Linked DNA regions of Homo sapiens: region 2 is linked to region 1. A link is an interaction called in ENCODE POLR2A ChIA-PET data of the cell type or tissue named here. Cell type or tissue: MCF 10A. All regions are shown on one strand. Links, peaks and the distances in the headings refer to the core of each region. The heading gives the core; the rest is flanking DNA.

The links. ChIA-PET counts read pairs that join two places held together with the same protein. Peaks named below come from ENCODE experiments on the same cell type or tissue, not always from the same donor. Only the 100,000 strongest peaks of a DNase experiment are listed, where the experiment ranks them.
Region 2: POLR2A ChIA-PET joins it to region 1 with 6 read pairs; 3 of 35 experiments call an interaction of 5 or more read pairs at or near these places.

The regions. Positions count from the first base shown.
Region 1 is chr2:12,296,841-12,303,866 of GRCh38, forward strand. All of the region lies in intron 3 of MIR3681HG (MIR3681 host gene), which reads left to right. Among named protein-coding and RNA genes, the nearest start is that of MIR3681, 100 kb to the left of the region's middle. In MCF 10A, for the core only: no CTCF peak of the experiment used is centred there; a DNase peak (open chromatin) is centred at 3,381.
Region 2 is chr2:12,369,683-12,376,708 of GRCh38, forward strand. The region is part of intron 4 of MIR3681HG (MIR3681 host gene); the gene reads left to right. Among named protein-coding and RNA genes, the nearest start is that of MIR3681, 170 kb to the left of the region's middle. In MCF 10A, for the core only: no CTCF peak of the experiment used is centred there; no DNase peak of the experiment used is centred there.

The DNA of each region.
Region 1 (7,026 bases), core at 1,188-5,187:
TTTAAGTAGAAACTGAAACCTTCCTTAGATTGTAGGAATGTTGTGGGGAAGAAAGAACTATGTGAGAAAAACAATGGGCTTTACATATTTGCTCAGCAATTATTTCTACTGCCTATGTGTACCAAGAATCTGGAGATATAATGAGCACTGTCTTCATGAAGATAATCAACTATTGGAAAATTCAGACATCAGTCAAATAGTCATACATAATAAGCATGTAATTACACACTGAGACAAGCACTAGGAAGGAGAAGTATCCAGTTTTATGAGACTGTGTAAGAAGGGGACCTGGCTTGGACTGGAGTCAAGTATGATGTCATTCAACTTGACTTGGGTCAAGGAGAAAAGGAGTGGATTGTGGAACAGTTACAGGAGGAGGGACAAGTGTGTGGTTGGTGCTATGGTGGGAGGAGAGGAGCACACCTGAGGAACTTCAAAGATGGCCATGCAGGCACTTTCCCCACCATTACCAGAGTGCAGATGGTGTGGGGGAGTGAATACTAGAGAGCGGGGTGAGTTGAGGCTGAAGGTATGGAGAACAGTCAGACAGCACGAGGTCATGTGCATCTTGTTGAGAACTTGATGTTGACCCTAAGAGCAATGGAAAGTTTAATCCCTTTACTTATTGGCTTTGTGACCTTATAAATAAATCATTAACACCTTAATGCTATGCTTTCACATTTGTTACATGAAGATGGTCATATTAAGCTCACAGGGGATGCAAATAAGAATTCTGAGAGACATAGCAAATGAAATAATGAAGACGATGATGATAATTGTATCTATAGTTAACCTTTACAGAGCATGTTTTGTGTTCTTGGCTCTATTATAAGCAGTTTATCAGCACATAGCTTTTCAAATGGAGCTTTACAAAGGTAAGGCATCTACTAATAGATAATGAAATAGTTTTGATGAAACTAATGAAATAGTTTTTTAAGGTGGGAGGATATTTTCTTTCAATAAACTCTCAGTCAGAAGTTCAAATTATAAGGAAAATAAAGAAAATACAAATAGAGATGTTTACGTCAGTGCTTAGGTCTGTCCAATAATACAGTGTCTTTGAGTTTCAGAATCCTTTTCTCCTTTCTATGGGGCCATTAATTACAACTTGAGGACCACTGGACTAGACAGTGATAATTCTCTTTCTTAAGTTCCAAAGGGAAAAAGGAAATTTCTCTCAATCTAATATGAAGAAAGGATTCAACTTAGAGTATTGGTACATTAAATAGAAAGACCACCAATCTTGGGAAAGTTAGTGAGATTCTCTATGTTTCAGATTTTATCCAACTCATAGGATTATTTTAAGGTGAAAATTAGGTACTAATTAGACATGCATAAATCATAGAAGTTTCTGAGCACATAGAGAGTAATCATTAACTCTTAGATCTTATTATTAGTTGTTGTTTCTGAATCAGACATCAGTTGTATGTCAGTGCTTGCAGCCTACACTGCATTATTTGGAAGTTTTTCACAAAGTGTCAAGAGTCTCATCAGCCCCCACCAGCCTCATGGTTTTCTTGAAGGATGGTCTCTGTATTTCTTAATCTAGCAATTCACCACCACATATGTGCTCGTATTCTCTTTATCTTTGCAGTTAACATAAATATGCAAACTTCCATGGCAAAAACCATTAGACACTTTCCATTTAAATAGTAGTTTCACTATTCCAGCATATTTTCCCAGCTAGAACAGTGTGCGATCTGCTTTTAAGTCCTGATCATCCACTTCTATGGACTCTAGAGTGATGTTTTTGTTGGACCTATTTTTATATAATAATTAAAACCAGACTGTCCTTAATTTATTCATTTCCTTTTACTGAATTACAAATTAGGTCAAATAAAGGACTAGGCCTCTGGAGGGTTAAAAATAATACAAATCCTAGTTTTTGAGGACTCAGGGTCTATTAGAAAAAATAAGATATGTGCATAGATGAGCATAATCTAAGGCAGAAAGTGATTGTTATCATAAAAGGGTTTCAAATAAGTTCCCTTGAAGAGTCAAAGAGAAGGCTGAGGGAATGCTTTGCAGAAAAAAATGGCAACTGCAGTATATGATGAATGGTATTCCTAGTTAAGGAAACAGGGAGAAAATGTACAGAAACTAGAGTGAGAATGGTTTGATGGAAATGGGGTATGAAAATCGGTGGTGGGAAATGAGGCTGACTGGCACGATTGAGGACACATATGGAAGAGTCTTGGTGGTAAGTCAAGAAATGGAGATTTGCTAGGCAAAAGGAAGGCTAGAGTAGTTTTGAGTAGGAGGTCACCGTAATCATAACTATACTTAAGTAAAGAATAATCTGTTAGTGACTTTGAGGGTGAGCAGTGTCTAGAGCACATGGTGTCGGGGAGATGGCATCCCTGACAAATGAACTATAGTGCTCATTTCCTTTTTTTTTGCCCCAGTGGTCCCCATGGCAGCAATGCCAACTTGCAGACCCATCTTCCACATTGCTGATTTTTTAAGCACAGACATGATCCTGTGTCTGTCCCACTCGAAAACATTCAATGGCTCCCTGTTTCCTATTGGATAAAATCATATCTCAGAAGCAAACATCCTAACATCTGCTATAATCAGATGTTCTGCTCTTGCTCCTGAAGAAGCTATATTGCTCAGTGATACAGTGCCCATGGTTCAGCTGAAAGCCCTGAGGGTGATGAAGAGTGAGCTAGGGTAGTGATAATGGAGATGGGGAGGAGGGATGTCTTAGTCTGTTTTGTGTTCTTGTAAAGGAATATCTGATGCTGGGTAGTTTATAACAAAAAGAGGTTTATTTGGCTCACAGTTCTGCAGACTACAAGAAGCATGGCACCAGCATCTGCATCTGATGAGGGCCACAGGCTGTTTCCACTCATGGTGGAAGAAGGGGAACTAGTATGTACAGACATCACAAAGCAAGAGAAGAGGTGAGACAGAGAGAGAGAGAGAGCAAGAGAGAAAGAGACAGGGGAGGTTCTACGTTTTGTTTTGTTTTTTTTTTTTTTTTTCCCAACCAGCTCTTGTAGGAATGAATAGAGCAAGCACTTACTCATGACTCTTACCAGGAAGGGCATTAATCTATTAATGAGGGATCCACTCCCATGATCCAAACACCTCCTATTAGGCCTCCTCTAACACTGGGGATCAAGTTTCAACCTGAGAATTGTAGGGGGTCAAACATCCAAACTATGGCAAGGAGATGCAAGAGATAATGCAGATGTTTAATCAATAGATGTTTGCAACTGGTTATCAACAGTAAAGAAGTGGGAATGATCAGAGGCTGCTGTGATATTACCTACCTGGATGGCTGGAAGGTTCTTATACAATTCCCAGGCAGGTTTGTGCCTGCCTCTTCCTGGAGCGCTGATTGCCAGGGTGTCACAATGGATGCCTTGAGCAGTTGCAGAAGAGTACTTGATGTTTATTTCATGTGTATGACTTCCTTTCGGTTTTCCTCCCCAATTTTTCCCTCAGTCCCCAGGCATGATCCTGAAATGATTCTTAGGTGTGCTGACTGCCGTCTCTTTCTTACTAAAACACTCAACATTCTTTCAGTCCTCCATGACAATGTTTACAAAATTTAAAACATTCTTTGAGCATTGACTATTTGCCAAACATTGTTCTGGGTGCTAAAAACAGAGCAGTGAGTAAGTATGATATGTTTCTGCTTTCTTGGAGCATGCATTCTGGTGAGGAATAATATTCCTCCTCAATGTTCCTTCCTCTCTCTCCATACCTCTTCAGCATTTGTTTAATTCTCCTTCGTTTCTTGTTTTGCCTCAGTGGTTTCCTTGGCACCAGTGCCAACTTGCAGACCCATCTTCTACATTGCTGTTTCCTAAATATAGAGATGGTCATGTGCCTGTCCCACTGAAAAACCTTCAATGGCTCCCTATGTCCTATTGGATAAAATTATACCTCAGAAAAGATATTCTAACATTTGTTATAATCAGATGGCCTGCTCTTGCTTCTGGAGAAGCTATATTGCTCAGGGATCAAGGGGGAAACAATAGGTTCAAATTTTTAAACAAAGAAGATTTAATTCATAGAATTCCAGAACTTTGAAAGGTCAGTAGTTCAGTATGTTTCCCATTCATTACCGCTTGTTTATATTCACACACACAAAAGCTTTGCCACTGTGGAGATGCCAGTGGAGTTGTGGAGCTGGGGGTGGAGGAAGGTTTTAAAGTTTCCTCTGGATGGGAAATAATGAAACTTTCCAACTTTACTTATGCATGAATGAAGGTGGTTTAATGGGCCAAGTGCCGGCTTTGGAGTTACAAAGGCTTGGGTTTAAATCCAGCTGTAGGACTTCTGCAAGTCCCTGACTCGCTGTGAACTTTAGCTCCTCAATTGTCATATGAGGGTGACTCGGCCTATTTTACAGTATTAGGAGGCAGACAGCTCAGATGCCGGCCTTGCTGAGGTCAGGCAGGGCTAGGTTGCCGTAGTTGAATGGCAGAATTATCACCCACATCTGGATGGAAGAACATGTAGAGGTTTTCCAAAAAGAGGGGATTGAGAGAGTAGGCCAGCAATGCCAAACAGTGGGCATTCGTTCTGGGGTGAAAGAGAGAAGATGAAGCCATGGCTGAGAATACAGGAGGTAGTTCGCTAACAGAATTGATGCTCCCAGCCTCCCACGGGGAGTGGGAGAGCTTGAGTAACGCCCAACATCACAGGCAATCTCTTCACAGCTACAATCCCTTAATTCATTTCCTCCCCTAGAGCATATATTTGGATCCCTACTATGTGCTAGGTGCCTGGATGTAAGACGCCTGGCCTCACAGTGGATGGACATCTAGGGGTGTGAGTGGCTGAGCAGAGTGCCCAATAAAAGGGTGGGAGGAGACAGGCCAGAGAGGTATGACCAGGTCATAGAGGTCCCCATGGACTTAGAAAGGACTTTGTTTTTTATTCCAAGTGGAATAGGAATTCTAACAGCAGGGTATGAATGAAGGACACAAGAGTGAAAACTCGGATCATCCAACCTTTGACTTATCCAAGCTATGACATAGATGTTAAATAAACAAAAACACCCAAAATAGATAAATGAAGAAGGGATAGCATGTGCCTGTGCATGCACACTTCCTGGGCCTGTCATGTATCGAAGAGGGTAAGACTTTCTGCCTAAGGAACTGGATATGGTTATATGTGAGCAGAGCATGAAGGCCTGCACTGACCACGCTTCCCAGGCTTCCACGTCTATGGAGATGCATAGGTCTAGAGTAGGCTGAATACTCGAGGGTAAGCTTCCAAGGGCACAGGTGTGATTACAGTCATCAAGACACCACCGCCCCAATGAGTAGCTATCATGTATTGATACCTGATGGAGATTTGTGAGATGAATGATGCCACCAGAACGCAAACTCTGACAACCAAGCCAAAAGCGATGGATCTGTTTAACAAAATGGTTAAATTAACCAGTGACAGCAGGGCTGTCTTATATAGTCTGGCAGGAAGTTCTCTGCACAACTCCAAGGGAAGCTGTGCATATAAACAACCCACACAGCACATCACAGGCCTGAGAGTTGGAGGAGTGCACTAAGTTCCGGTGGGTGTGGGCTGTGTCTGGACCTGTGAGCTTTTCATGGGGGACTGCCAAGGTCAAGTGGCATGGCTGCTGCCCTCTTTTCCATATGTGTGAGGCTTGGGACAGCATGCCTGTGTTTTATTCATGCCCTGTCACAGACATGGCATCCTAGTGGATGAAATGCTGGGACCCCGGTTCTAAAACTTTTTGACTATAAGATTGTTAATTATCCTATGGATAATAGAACCAAGGTGTTCTCCCTTCTCCATCCTCTTAGCCAACTCCTTTCACCCATTCAGACACAATTAAGACCCCATGTCTTTTGAAAGGCCTTTGGACACATATCCCTTCTCAAAGCACTGAGACATGCTGGTTACCTCTGCCGTAGCTCCTACTGTCTCAGTCATTTCTGCTCCCTGAGGCCAGGGGCTGTACTTATTTATTTATATTCCCAAGGCCTGCACCTAATAGATGCTCACCTAATAGACGTGCTGGATTACCTCTGTCATAGCTCCTACTGTCTGTCATTTCTGCTCCCTGAGGCCAGGGGCTGTATTTATTTATTTATTTATTTATTTATTTATATTCCCAGAGACTGCACCTAATAGACGCTCAGTCAACTTTTATCAAAGGAGAGAAAAGTTTTGTATCTTAGGTTCTAATTATGAGTTGAATATATATGCATTCAAGAACTCCCATTTACTGCATACTGACCAGAGTTATGAAAAACAACCCAATATAAATTCTCTTGTTCAAACATTTCTTTCCTTATAATAGCAGATGCCATCCTAGTGGGGACAGGGCAGCAGGCATATTTGAAACGCTCATATGTATAAGAGGAAAATGCAGAGAAATTTTCAAGGGTTCTCCAAGGACTGGTGAGGCATGACCAGCCCAGCAGTTTTTTGTGGCAGAATCTCTGATGAAATCAGAACTTCAAGGTCTTGAACTAATGTTCCATAAATTAGGTGATGCTGAAACCAGAGAACTTTGAAGGGGGGTATTTTTCTTGGGGCAATATCGGGAAACCATGTGTGCCTATGACTAATTCCCCTCCTGTGAACTGTTGGTATTATCTTTGAGGGTTTTCAAGATAAATAAATTGAAGCTGTTGTCAAGTTTTACTAGACAAAAGCAAACAATCCCAGGGTCTTTCATGTGTCTGTACTGCCACAGCGTCACCCCCTACTGCCTTCTTGCTTTGTGGTTTGTTGGGAGAGGAGAGAAGCATGCAGGGCAGGGGCATGCACCCCGCAGAGGAGAGGATACCACAGCCACAACCACGGTCACCCACAAGGTCACGCCAGGATTCCCGCAGTCATGTGCAGTTCCATCAGTGCAGCAAAGTGCCTACTTTGTGCCCAGCCCTGCACCAGGGACCGAGGACACAAATACAAACAGGCACTGTGCTTGCATTTGCCCTTGAGAAGTTACTTGTCTTAAAAATATTGAGAACAAAGTTTACTGATTGCACTGTTGCCACATCAAAAAATTACTCACCAACAGAAGGCCTG
Region 2 (7,026 bases), core at 1,026-5,025, 73 kb after region 1:
CCATTTGTATTCAGAAATGGTGCAACCTTCCCATCTAGCCTGGACTCACACGACTGAGCTGGAATAAGGTTTTGGAATCTAGAAGCTGTGTTCACTCAGTATTCAGGTGGCGTTCACAGAGAGATGCAACAGAAATGATAGAATTTCCATGGTCTCTGAATCCTGCTACCTTTACTGTTTTCAGTCTCATAGAGATTCATAATTACAAGAAAGATTCATACTGCCTTTTATTTTCTTTTCCTTTAGATTAAAATTATCTTGATTATTAAATGCTATATTTACATTTCCAAGTATATCATAAATTCCCAAGAAGTGATTTTTTTTATTTCTTTACCTAAGAGTAATTTTAAGCTTAAAATCCTTTTAATCCAGCTCAGCGGAAATTCTTGGAGCCTTGACTCTGAGCCAAGTGCTGTATAAAAGACCGTGGGGAGCATCATTGGGGTGTATTGTGTGTGGGGTGGCAGGGGCATGGAGGGTGAAGGTGTTACCCTCTCCCACCCCTGAAAAATGCACTGAAGCAAATAAAAATATTTTACGGCAAAATATATGTTTTTGACACATTTTGAGTTGGCTGTTCAGAGAGCCAGCAAACAGAAGTAGGCTTGCAAAGCTGTCTTTTGTGGGAGAGATTTGCATCTATAGAGAATCTGCATTGACGCTGTCAGGCCTTCCCTTGTCCAGATCTAGGAAAGATTAACTGAGAATCTGATACCTCTAAGGGACTGAAAGAAATATTTCCCATCTATACTCTCTGACAACTGCTACCTGTGAGGTTTCATTTATATAAGAAGACCACCTTTGTTAGCCAAGCCTCCTCTTCTCTCCTCCCACAGCTTCTCTTGACAATCACCTGATTTACCACCATAACTTGCTTTTGGCTACTCTCGGCCTTTATTCTTTCTGTAACCTCAAGATGACATATAAGCTTCTACATCCATTGAGAGGGGGGTCAGGTAATCACTCGTGACTCTCCCTGTGTACACGTTAATAAATTGTATGTCATTTCTCTGACTATTCTGCCTTTTATGAGTTGATTTTTCAGTGAAACTTTGATGGGTGAAAGGGAACCTTTCTTTTCACCCCTACACACTTAAGCCTTAATAAGGCAGACTCTGGCAGGGAAACATATTATCATGTCCTGTCCTCACTGGGCATAAGAATCTTGACCCAAATTATCTGGTGTGGCTCACTTAGTGTAGGTATTTCCTAAAGGAATGTTCTTCAGAACACAACCCTTTAAGATGCTCATAGAAAACAGTAGGTAGAGGGGGCAGGGCTTCATGTGTTTGCAAATGCTGGAGATAACTTCCTCCTAAAAAGATTTTTTTAATGTCTCATGGAATTCTATTGTACATGTTTTGGGAAATGTTAATCTAAAGTAATATCTGAAAACCTTTTTACTGTAAAAGGTTGTATTATTAATGTAAAATAATAATTTAAATTACTGAATTTGTTAAATTGTTGGATCTGCTTTCTGAGTTGACCTCCAGTTAGAGTCCTGTCTATACCCAGTGAGGTAGCAATGGCCAAACAGAGGGTTCAGATAGCAACCTCTTTATGATGGATTTGAACCAGTATGGCCAAGACAATCGTTTCTCTTCTGGACTAGTGTGGAACTTTGGCTCTATGTACCATATTAGCTGTATCTGGGTGGCATGGGCTGTTCTTTGATGGCTACTTTTTTATTGAGGGTCTATATTAGTAGTAAAACTTAGTCTTTACTTATGCACTTTCTCAAAGTTGATCCCTTATGGTTTGTCTTGATGCAGATTCTCACAGGGAGAATCACAGAGTGATTACCTGACCTCCCAATGGATGTAGAAGCTTATATGTCACCTTGAGGTTACAGAAAATCTTGATGCAGATTTAAGAAAAAGCTACAGCCTGGGCTTAAGCCCGTGGATATGGGATTCAAGTCATGCTAGAGAGCTGGTCTAGTGAGAAGAGTCTGAACATAGTGCTTCTTAGTGGAGTTCAAGTAGAGGGCAATGAACAGTCTTGGAGTTAACTGATGAGCAAGGAATTGTTCTGGGCATATCATGCAGATGGCTGTAAAATCTTTCTTGACTTTTAGTCATGAGTAACTACTAGAAGGTATGGAAATCATGGTCATGAATGACAATTGCATTGCATCTTTGAGACCACCTGGATTCTGTTGGCCTTGGTGTTAGAGACTACAACACTGAGAATAGAATCCTTTAGCAAAACAACAACCTATTCTGGGCTAGAGTAAAATATACAGTATAGACCCCTTTCTGACTTAAGTTATTAAACTTGAGGTTCTTTAATTATCTGGAAAGAAAAATTTCTGTAGGAAAATAGCTTTTCTGTGATTCAGGGACCATATTATTATATAGTATAAACTTTATATGTTTTCTCAAAGGAGAGACTTTTTAACTAGATTTGATACTGAAAATGGTGCAATCCTGATTGTAGCTTATGAATGTGTTGTATTTCTCTGGAGGAGTCAATGGGTTTTTTTTTTTTTTGGTTGTTTTTGTTGGTTTATTTGTTCTTTCTCAGTTGAGTTATTGTGCTGTGGTGGCTAGGTTTTCTTTAGAATGCTTGCATGTTATTGATTTTAATCAACTTCATCTAACAAAAACCACATGCACAAATCTTTTTGAGATACAGGTTTTACTCCATATACTCATCTCTATTGTGAGTATAATTAAAGTTATTTGAGGCCACACCCTTAGTCTTCTTTCTAGGAAACATCTTATTCCACTGAAAGAATCTGCCTGGCACTACCTTAATCCTTTTAGGGATATTTTTACAGTTTATCTTTTCACAGCCTTGTTTTAATAACTTCAGTTTTTATTTTAGATACATAGGGTCCAAGTGCAGGTTTGTTACGTGAGTATATTGCTCTTAGGGATCTTGATAAGTGGTATGATAGCCACACTCTGGTTTGAAGCTTGCCTCAAGACTGAGTCTTAGTGGCCTTTCTAACTCAAAGGTTTTCTTAATTTTTAACTTTACTGTAGAGGATTAAAAAAAAGTTTCATTTTCAACCTCTTTAAACTCCAGCATTTTGGATAACTCCACATTCTTTTGCATTTCTGCTTGCAAACTAATTAGTTCATTTCTGAGCTCATCCCTTTCTCAAAGCACACAGTCAAATGCAGGTGGAAAGAACCAGTTCACACTATCAACATTCTGCCTCAAAAACTCCTTGCCCAAATCTGTTGCGTATGTATTTTTTTCTTGCTATCTATGTTGCTTCAGGTGACAGATTTACCAATTTTTTTCCAGCATATTACATAGGTTTTCATTTTTTAAAATTCAATCTCCTATTTTGGTTTCCTAGTTGGTTTCTGTAAAGTTTCAAAATAGTGTCACATTTTAAAGATTTTATTATAGCCAGTATCCTTATAATAATATTGTTCTTGCTCAAGAGTCAGGTTTTCTTAAGTGACTCTGCTTCAAGTTGTGGTTTGGGTTCATTTCTGATCCAAATGTCTCTCTTTATAGGTCCACTGGGTATCCAGGACACACATTTTCTATAGTGGACAGGAGATGCTCAGAATAAGTGAGAGGGAATGTTCAGTGTCTATTAAGGCCACAGCTCATCACAGAAACCATGCCATTTTCTCCCATATATTATTTGTAAAACTAGTTATCTGGACAAGCCCGCATAAATGGGATGGGGAAGTATTCTTTGCTCATGATGGACCACAGCAAAGAAAGGAAGAATGTCAGCAACTCACAAAATTTACTAGAGAGAAGATGGTCCAGGATATTACTCTCTGGAACATGCAGCTATTGAAGGTTTCAGGGAAAATAATCTTATGCACACCTATTGCTGCTAACGCTGCTGATGATCAACATTACCGTGGCAATTCAGTGAAAGAGCCCTAAATAATGTTGGCTTCTGAACACTTGCTTAGAATTGGCAGATTCTACTTTTTCTCTTTTCAAAAATTATGTTATACTTTGGTGCTTCCAAAATTTTTGAAACTTCCACATTTTCTCTAGATTTCACAAAATCACTGACAATGGATGGTGGTCATATAGGTGAATTTTTATTTATTTGTTTTATTTTTTATTTTTTAAGTATCCCAAACCACGGTCAATTCTTCTCAACTTTTTTATGTGTTGAAACTTCAAATTTTCAGATAAATTGAAAGCATGGTGCCCATGAGACTCTGATCGGGAAAACAGAGGTACACTCATTATTTTAGCAGAAAGAATTCAGCATAGGAGATATGTTCAACAGACACTGGAGGACTAAAACCTAGATGCACGGAAAAGGGGTCCACAGAGTTTATAGCCAGACTTCAAAAAGCAGAGCAGGTGCTGCCCAGCTGGAGCTAACACGCTGGGGGCTTGGAGGAGGCTCCTTGCGAAGACGGGGCAAAGGCAGGCTGGAAGATGGCAATGAGTCCGGTTCTTTGATTTGAATGTTTGAGAAAGGAAACTGGAACCAAGTGCTACTGGGAAACAACTGCCTATTAGGTTGAAGAATTGCTGGGGGGATGCTGCAGGAACAGCAAGTAGACAGAAGGCTTCACTTTGCTTCTCCCTCTTGCAGCCTTCAGTCTCTCTTCTGCCACCGTAGCACAGGAGCCTAATGTGAGGACAGCTGGCTAAGGAGAAATAGGGTTTCCTGAGTTTCATCCCAAGCATCATAAACAACAAACAAAGATGTGGTGTTGGGATCCAATAACAAATACCTATATGCTCTTTACTTATTTTATCAGTTGATAAAATTTTGTGTCATTGGTTTATCTGTTTATCAACTTTTTGGGGGGAGGAATTTTAAAGTGATGATACCAACAAAAAAAAAAAAAAAAAAGAAGAAGAAGAAAGTGATGATACGTCTTCCCCAAGTACTTTAACAGGTGCCCTGCAAATGACACAACATCACTAGCACATATGAAAACAATAACAAAAAGTCAATACTTCTGTCGTAATACAGTCTATACTAAAACATCTTCAACTGTCCCCAAGATACCTCCCTTTTATAACTGTTTTTTGTCCCCTTGATTCAGGATCCAACCAAATTCTGTACATTGCATTGACTGTTAAGTTTTTTGAATCATCGAAATATTTTAAGTGGTATTAAAAATGTTAGAGTCTCGGTCATTTTTTTTTTTTTTTTTACAGAATGTTCCTCATTATGGATATTTAAAAAGTATTTTCTATGTGCAGAATTGGAAATGATACTACAAAGATAATGTTATATAATTTTATTTTAACATCAGAGGCAGATATTGTCAATTCGTCCCATTATTGGTAATATTTATTGGTAATACTAGGTTTGATCACTTAAGTGGTGATAGCCTGGCACCTTCATTTTAGAAATACATTTTCCCTTTTATAATTACTAATTAATACATGAGATGAAACTTCAAGATCATGTGATTATTGTATTTCCGAGCAACTTTTTATGAGTGACTTTAGTATCTCTCAATGATACTTGCCTGAATTAATTATTATCTTAGGGGTTGCAAAATAGTGATTTTTTCCTAAGCATTATTCTACATTTATGTGATGGCTAATTTTATGTGTCAACTTTGACTTGGCCGTGGAATGCCCAGATAGCTGATTGAACATTGTATCTGGGTGCATCTGTGAAGGTGTTTCAGGAGATGAGCATTGGGACCAGTGGACCAAATGAAGCAGACCTCCTCCCAATGTGAGTGGGCATCACCCAACCCACTGAGGGCCTGAATAGAGCAAAAAGGAAAGGAAGAGGCAGGTTAAATCCACTCCATCTGACTACATGAGTTGGGACATTAACCCTCTCCTGCCCCCAGTGCTCTTGGTTCTCAGGTTTCTAGACCCAAACTGGAACTGGAATCTATAATATCAGCTTTCTGAATCTTGGGCATGTGAACTACACCATTGGCTTTCTTGGGTCTCCAGCTTCCAGAGGGCAAATCAGCCTCCATAATATCATGAGCAAATAACTTATAAAAACCTCTTCATATATCACATATATTGTGTGTCTATATATATGAAGTAGAAAATATATATTTATAAATATATATTATATATGTATGATATATAATATATGTATGATATATAATATATGTATGATTCATAATATATTATATACATATATTATATAGTATATAATATATAATATACGTACTATATAATATACATATATAAAATATAAATATTTATAAATATATAATATATATTTATAAACCTGAATATATGATATATAAATATATTATATATGATATAATACATTTATAAACATGTAATATGTAATATATTTATAAATATATAATATAGCATATGTATAATATATATTTTTATAAATATTATATATGTATATATTTCCTGCTGGTTCTGTTTCTCTAGTGAACTCTAATAGAACTTATGAGCTGACTTTCTTTCCATTTTTCTCCTCTTTATCCCTGTTTTCTACATAACAATAAGGACACATAGTTTTTTTTAATTCAACATGTTATAATCCATTTCCAAAATTAGTCTATTTGTGTCAAATTATGACAGATTTAGACAATAAGAGCTTTGTAAAGATGGCTCCTGTGTTTCACTCAAACTTCTGATTTTAGTTTCAATTTCAAGTCACTCAACTCACAGTGAAAATGTAGTTCTTTGAGCTACAGAGTGCAAAAGCAGAAGAAAGAAATCATACAAATAACACTTTTTCAGCATTTACAAATCCAAGCATTATCTCCTTAAAAAGCTAAGGGGCTAAGCAAAATTAAAAGGTGGGAAAGGGAACTATGACCCGAATCCCTAATTGTTCAGTACTGTTCTGTCTGCCTTGCCCATCATGAGTTGTCCTCTGCCTGTGAATATTCTAATGTTTCCAGGAATGTCACAAGAAAGAGAGTACAAGGTTGTTCAATGACACTGGCTGGGGGGATGTAGCAGGCTGGCAGGGAGTATAGCAGTTCTGAGCAGTCTTATGTTAGTGCAGGACCCAGGAGTTCCGGTACATCTCATTTTCTATTAGTTCAAAGTTACATCACTGAGTGACATCATTTGAGTTAAATTATTGAGAGTTACACTATTATTCTCTAATGTTCTCATGCTCAC